Regions from separate parts of the Homo sapiens genome. Here region 2 is linked to region 1. A link is a loop called in an ENCODE intact Hi-C map of the cell type or tissue named here. Cell type or tissue: HCT116. All regions are shown on one strand. Region 1 overlaps ASCC3 (activating signal cointegrator 1 complex subunit 3). Region 2 has its middle 66 kb from the start of SIM1-AS1.

What was found. A loop is a pair of places that touch in the nucleus more often than their neighbours do. Peaks named below come from ENCODE experiments on the same cell type or tissue, not always from the same donor. Only the 100,000 strongest peaks of a DNase experiment are listed, where the experiment ranks them.
Region 2: a loop joins it to region 1, with 4 times the contacts of the local background. A loop is called at or near these places in 6 of 110 quality-filtered maps.

The regions. Positions count from the first base shown.
Region 1 is chr6:100,655,526-100,659,525 of GRCh38, forward strand. It overlaps ASCC3 (activating signal cointegrator 1 complex subunit 3), which reads right to left. Exons shown (of 42, transcript NM_006828.4): 17 at 174-293. Among named protein-coding and RNA genes, the nearest start is that of SIM1, 190 kb to the left of the region's middle. In HCT116, a CTCF peak has its summit at 2,381 (motif pointing left); a DNase peak (open chromatin) is centred at 2,370.
Region 2 is chr6:100,325,676-100,329,675 of GRCh38, forward strand. No RefSeq gene overlaps it. Among named protein-coding and RNA genes, the nearest start is that of SIM1-AS1, 66 kb to the right of the region's middle. In HCT116, CTCF peaks have their summits at 1,569 and 1,773; a DNase peak (open chromatin) is centred at 1,546.

The DNA.
Region 1 (4,000 bases):
GCCTAATAACTACAGGGGCCTATCTAATTTTTTGAAAAATATTAAATCTCTTGTTTTTCTTCTAGGTACCTCTTTTCAGATGAGGCAAGAGCAGCAAACAAATATCTATCCTCATATCATGAAAGAACCAAAAAGAAGGTCTGAATTTTTTTTTTAATAAATGAGTTTTCTACCTGATAAGCCTTGTGACTGATGCCATATGCTAATGGATTTGCTCTCATCCGTACATAAAGATAAGTGTAACTTATCCACTTCACTGCTTCTTCCACATTAGTAACTGTTCCCAGAGCAATCTGCAAATCAAAAAGATGACAGAAATTAATGTATTAAAGTTGAACATAAACATTACATCAAAGTCCATTCTGTCAGAGGTGAAGTTTTAAAAATACATCATTATGCAGTATTTTTAAAAAGGTAGGCATAGTGACTGGACACAACACTTTGCCAATTAATTAAAATCAGTCCTGCCTCATTTAATTGAGAATGATACATGAGAAATGTTATCTTTCAGAACTGAACTTACTCAATATTATGGCAGACAATTATTTTTCTTTATAAGGAGTTTAATTCTACATAGCATTAAGGACATTTGTTATTTTTTTTTCTTATTCAGTATACAACTTATTTTAGTTTCATTTTATGTGACTACACTGCTGAAAAATGTAAGTGTTAAGTGCATCTGAATAAAAACAACAAAACATTGTTAATTCTATTCATTTTTATCCTAATTCTGTATACTGTCATCACCAAAACCACAGAGGGGATAACATTAGCTTTTACCTCCCAAGACACGAATTTGCAGGACTGCGAGTGTGAAGATGTAATATGAATACAATAAAAAATTCACTGTTTTGCACGAAACAAAGCAGATTTTGTTGTGATTTATACATATTAATAATACATACATTTTAACAAACTCATGTACAAGAACAGGGAGTGGTTTTTATTTATCAGTAAACTTAACCTATGGAAAAAATATTCATGCATTTGAACCATAATAAACAGTGGATAATTCTTCAGATTGTATCTTGAAAGAAAATATTTTTAAATATAGCATTTAATGTAGCTTTGTGATATATTAATTAAATGAAATCAAAGGTTAATAATTTAAAAACACAACAATAGCATATAAGAGCTGTATAACAAAGAGAAAAAATTATTAGAAGATGATATTAACAAAGAATTTCAATGAAAAGTTTCTTAGAAACATATTTCCTTAGCCAATGGTTCTATAGGTAGTAATTTTATTTTTACTTAAGGTACTTATTTTACTTTAAAAATTTACCCACGTTGTAAAACTTCATAGTTGTATTTTTTTTTCCTGAATCCTTAACTGAAATTGTTTTTAACCTCCTAAAACTTTAATTAAAGGAGAAGAGATGTTCCCTACCTAAATTATTAATTTTAGGAGAAAAAAAAGGAAAAACAAACCCTCTCGATTTAGTCCTAATATTAAAGAAAGTAAAACCTTCATGTTTAACTCCTTCATTATAATTTTAATTATAATTCTGTATAACTAATTTCATGAAATAAATATGTGGATGGTTAATTGTCTTTAGTTAGTTGAAGATGAGATTTAGTAATCTATAATTTTCATTATAATGTATAATTTTCATTATAGTATTATGATATACTATTTGTTACTAAAACAGAGAAATGACCAAAAGTTGAAATATAATATGGGAGATTCTGTCTACTAACTTTTAAATTTATATTACAAACGGCTAAGCCATCCATAATGTAGGTAAATATATATACTCAGTGTAAACTGTAAGCCTTTCCACCAAAATAAGAGTAGCAAGAACTAAAATTGAGCCAGTGTGGGAGCTGTGTAACAATTCATGAAGATTTACAACTAAAACAGTTAAACATTTTCTAGTCTACTTAGGTAAATGAAACTAGTTTGGTGATATAGCTAAAAATCTGAGAGTGTCTCTCCTTTGTGAATCCATTATTTGACAGACCAAATTGTATTAAACCATAGACATATGACCTATATTCCCATCATGACTTTATGATGTTACTTTAAAATAATGACCTACATTCCCTTATAACCTTAGAATATTATTTTAAAGTAACATCACACAACTCCTATGAGTAGAAAAATTTATAAGGGATAAAATAAGCTTGCTATTATTTTCAAAATCAGATAGTAAATTAACATTAAAAAATTACCTATTGCTACCAGTGATATGATTAAAGAAAGGAAAAAGTAGGTAGCAAAGATTCGATCAACTAAAGCAAGTGTTGTAAATGTTCACTAAAAAGGACAAGACTACTCAGAAAAATGAAGGTAAATTTATGATGCTATACCTTATTTTGAGAGTAATATTTGAATGCCACCTAGTGACAAAAAATAAAAATGTATTTGTAAATATTTGCTGTCACCTAGTGGCTACTTAGTACAGGAACCTTTTATAAAACAGGAATTTTTTCATAGTGTGTCTTTGAAATTTATTCCCTCATCTCAAAATCATATAGTAAGTCAGTAACAAGCCTGTGCTGAGTAAAGCACAATGGATATGGTAACAAATAGAGTATGCTCCCTGGCCTCAAGAAGTTCCAGAGTCACATGGAGGTGAGACATATGTAACTAACTACAATGACATATATAAACCCACCATCCATTGTGCCTAGCACATAATACCTATTCAAAATGCTTTTAAAGAAAAACATCTAACATGACATTTCTAAAAGTGGCATTAGTATATAGTGTGATAGTTTTATGCTCTGTTAAATAAAAGAGAAAAATAAAATCCCCCACGAATTTGGTAATTTAGAAATAAGACTCAATATCACTTCATATCTAACTTTAGTATTTAAGGTTATCTCAATTGTTTATTTGAATATGTATTTTTAAAAAATTGTTGAAATTATATAAAAACTTAAGCAAATACTCTAATCATCATGAGTATGCATGCGTGTGTATATATGTATATATAAGCTAGTAAATATATATAAAAACTATGCTACTATTCATTTATTTATTTAACTAAAATTTCAGTGCTGGCAATAAGTATGAATGGGGCTGAATATCAACAGACTATCAGAAAATGGTAAGTGACTCTATCATTTACTGTAAACTACCTTGGCACAGGCATTTCTTAAATTTCCACAACAATCCAGTGACAGTATCTCTATTTACAAGTGAATAGAATAACAACAGCTTGTCTAGGGCAGAAGATCTGTGTTGGAGAGTAATTGTAGCCAGAATTACAAGGTCGTTCAGATTGTAGAGGCCTTAAATCCAAGGACAAGGTGTTTACCTGACATTCTACAGAGATGAGATGAACTCCGTATAAAAAATGTATGTAGTATGTAAAGTGAAAGAAAGATTAATATAGTTTTGAAGAACAGACTATAGGGAGCTGGCACAGAGTATGTACTCAGTAATGTCTGATGAATAAATTTTAATAAGCCTCAGTATTTCTCTGTGTAAAGTTAAGTGACTTTATATATGGATGGGACTTGTGACCTTTCAGCATTAGGATTATTTAGTCAGTCTCATTATGCATCGATAAGCAAATGTGCCTCATAACATGTTTGCATTGAAATTATAACTTAATATAATAATTTCTCCAGTTCTCCTAAACTAATAGTCAGAATTGATACTCATGATATCAAAGATATTAATAGAGGCAACATTCTTAATCTAGCACGACTCTAATGTTGATTAGTGCAACTGTACAGTCTTGCAATGATTTGGGGAATTTAAAGACTTAAAAATTCATTACCTAAAGAACACAGCACATATTCATTTTATAAACCAATTTCACACTTGATTTCCACAGATAGCCAAATTTAATTTCACATTCAACAATAATTTAAGAGTTTGTTTCCTTAACAGGAAAATTTATTTTAATAGGGAACTATTCCAATAGATTAGAATATGAGCAAGTTAGTTCAACAATGGCTATACTTCACCATATGGGTGAAAAATGTCAGGATATATGTTTTATTATTTAAATACCATTTACATCACTAAATGGAATTATGCTTA
Region 2 (4,000 bases), 330 kb before region 1:
TTTGTAATTATTTTCTTGCAGGTAGGATTTTTTTCTTTTTCTCTCAATCAATACCTATAAGCTAGGATTAAAGTTCAGTAAGAACAATTAATAACCAATCATGTGTCCATCTTTGTAGCTAAACTTCAGAGTTTCTTTCTTAAAAGACAGATACTCAGAGACAAAGGGAATTCAGAGGGTTTAAACAAAATACTTTTTCACCAAACTACAGAGTTTATTCTAACCACTCAACCAAGTGAGAAATGAATCGGTTCATTTGGCAAATGGGTTAAAAAAGCATTCCAGGTTCTCCAACTGAGGGCATGTAACTGTTTCTGTTTTTCCACTTTCAGGCAAGAAGAAATGATAGATAAATTGGTCTATAGTCAAGTAAATTGCCACTGTAGAGACAAGAGATACAACTTGTAACACAGCTGGCCTGGACTGACAGAAGATTCAGTAACAATATAAAATAGCAGGAATGATGGAGCTGTAACTTTGTGTGATTCCTCAACATCTACCTGGAATAATCAACCATCTTCAGGATTGCAAGCCCCACCACTCCTGTGTTGCTTTATAATCAAAATGACACACTTGGGCAGTTTCTCCAACTGCCTGATAAATTCAGTTTTCAAATACTAAGGTACTATATGGCATGGTGACTTTACCATTACTCCAGGGTGGGAAGTGACTTTCCACTGTTTGCGGATTACCAAAGGGAATAAAGCATATTTGACAGTCCCATCTTCATAAAGTCATTTACTTCTCATCTTCTCAAACTTCTCTCTCTACTAGTAGCATCAACAGCTTTTGGGTAGGATGTGTCATGGAGATCCCAACTGAGCAACTGATCTCCACTGATCCCAAAACATCAAATTATAGAGTAAAATGTGACATGAATAGTTATTTGCAGTCCCTTCCTCTTTGCTATCTGTTGCAACTCAGCCCTGACCACTTATCAGACTGAGCGTATGCAATAACCATTGCATCTAAACACCTTTGTCTTAATTCCAAGCACTGCTTATTGCAAAGCCTTCTCTCTGCCAAAATAAAGACTGCTCCCAACTTCTTTCGGCAAAGATCACATGCTGCTGTACTGCATTTTCAGGGTCTGCATCCCATCTGCTATCTGGCAGAAAAAGATCCTTCAAAATGTGTGACATAATCTAGGGGAACGTCCAACTGTTATCCTGGATAAATTTAATGGCAATTGTAAGTGATGTGTTTAACACCCAGTCTTCCCAGTTCTATTAATGTTCTAGTCTATTCACCTTCATCTCCACTTTATTTCTGCTATAGAGATTTGTATGTTATAATTACTGTAACTGATGTACAGTCAAAAATCTTAAACGATATTCCACACTCTCATCACATTATCCTAGCCTGCCTTAGAACTTCCTGTTCTCTCATATACTTGCTTTTGACCACACTGCAATCTTCAACTCCTTGAACCTCCATTTCTTTTCAATTTACCTTTCTACTCCAGTCCTTATTTCCTTTCTTACCATTTCAACTTTGTTGACCCATGTCCTCTGTCACACTTCCAATAAAACATCAACCATAGGTGGCACCAAATACCTACTTTCTCTCTTCCAAACTCTGGGCTGATGATTGAAAAATCACACACACACACACACACACACACACACACACACACACACACACGACATGGGTGCATTGTAAATTCATAATATCTTAACAAGTGATTCTGCAAGATTAAGTAATATTGAAGATACCCCCACCTAGAAATTCTACCAATACCATTGAAGAACTTCATGGAGAAGAAGACTTGTACAAGGGAATTCAGTAAAGGTGTGTTTTTGTAATAGAAGAAAGGAAGACATAAATCAATTGCCAGTTAGGGACATGGATTAATATTCTCTGTTATATTCAAACAATGACTTAGCCAGCCCTCTGATCCCAGCACCCTCCACCACTCTAACTTCTTCCCTCCCAGAGAAAATAAATCAAGAACTTTCTCAACTGCTTACCCCATTCACACACCTATAAACTTACGTGCACCTTCACCTCTCCTCATTTGCATCTTTCCTAACTTAGTAGAAGGGTTTCTTCCTTCAGTTCTCTGTATTCCATCCCTGCCCCCAACAAATTCTTAGTGATCTCCTTTCATTGGATATCCCTTGTCTCAATTTTGTCTTCATTAGCTCCATTTAAGTCCTTCATTCAACACAAAAATACTGAACGCCAAGCATGTCCCTGCCCTCTGTTAACTGCTAAAGATGCTACTAAGCACAATACAGATGTGGCCACTGCTGTCATAGAACTTAGGCAATACCTATTGCTCCCTGGTAGTACTTCCCTTTCAACCTATATGAATGCTAAGGCCTTTCCCTTTCTCTCTTTCTTATAATTAAACTTCTCAAAATATGTCTGTATTCACTGTTTTCACTTGCTCTCCTCTTTAACCTACTGCCCTCTGACTTCTAAAATCTCTCTAGCCAATATTATGTATAAATTTCCCATTTAATGCAATGAACACTTTTTATTTCTTCTCTTGACTTCTCTTGAATGATTGACACTCCAAACTTTCTTGAAATTTTTTTCTTACTATCAGTGGCATTATAATTTTCTGGATTTCTTCTAACAACTATAGCCACTCCTCTTGCCCTACTCAGCCCAAAACGTGGTATTTATCAAGATTACCATCTCAGGTGTTTTAGCACACTCCACAGTTTCCTTAAAAGACTCATTCATTCCCATCCCATAAACTCTAGAAACCTCTATATTACAATGACTCTTAATCCCTGGCTTCGGTATAAATCTCACCCCTGAATTCCTTTCTTATACCTCATAGTGCGAACTGAACATCCTCATCTGGGCAGGTGCCTCAAACCAACACTTGCAGGATAGGATAATAACTCTCCCACTAATAAGAATTATAACAACTGATAAAATACCAAGAAAAAGGTTACTATAAAATATCTAAGACCAAACCAAGGCAGCCAATATTTGAGCCAAGGGAAGCATATTGATGTGAGGCCTATGTTCACAGCAGTTTTCACCCTCAGGGCATTTGTCAATCACAGGGCAAGATGAAAAGGCCAAAGAGAAACAGCAGTATACAGTTGAAATTCAATGGTACAAAGACAGTCAGGACTTGAAAGATCAAAACTCCAGAGAAAGGGAACCATAGAGAAGCATGACCAGTAGTCTGTTTAAAATGTAAAACATGCAAGCTGAATCTCTGATAGATCAAGCAGAAAGCATCAATAAAAGGCTAAAAAGCTGAGCACAGTGTTGTTACACTCTTACTGTGTTAGGGACACAAAAACTGGAGTTTAGGGCTCACCAAAGAAGTGTCCAGTCTTTTTTGAGATCTCTTGAAGGTCTATCCTATAGAACTAAGGGCAAACTGGAAACAGTTCAGCTCAACCAGATCAAAGTTATTTTCTCTTATTCGACCATTCTACCAAAAGAAATTTAAATCTTCTGTGAAAGAAAATAACATTATCCAAAGCCTCTATATCTTGTCACTTACAGGGTACACCATTCTATAAAAAATTCCAATGAGGAAATAAAACAGGGCCTCATGACTGAAACCAAGAGAAAAAGCAAGGAATAAAAGTACATTGAGAGGTAATACAAATATCAAAGTTATATAAAACAGACATTAAAATAATTATTAGCAGTATTTCTAGGAAAAAATAAATAAATGGAGTGTGTTATCAGAGTACTGAAATCTACAATAAAAGTATCAAATGGAACTTGTAGAACTGAAAAATATAATTAAAAAGAAGAACTCAAAGATAATTTCTATAGAATAGATACACCAAAAGAGAGGACTAGTACATTGGTCAGGTTAAAAAATCAAGACTGATACTCAGAAGAAAAGGATTAAAATACCAAAAAAAAAGTAAGAAACATATAGAACATAAGTAATATACATGTAATTGGAGTCTCAAAAGGAGAAGAGACAGAGAATAAAGAAAAAGCAATATTGTAGCTATAACTAGGTAAGAATTTACCCACGGATTCAAAAAAGTTTATGAACCCATATAGG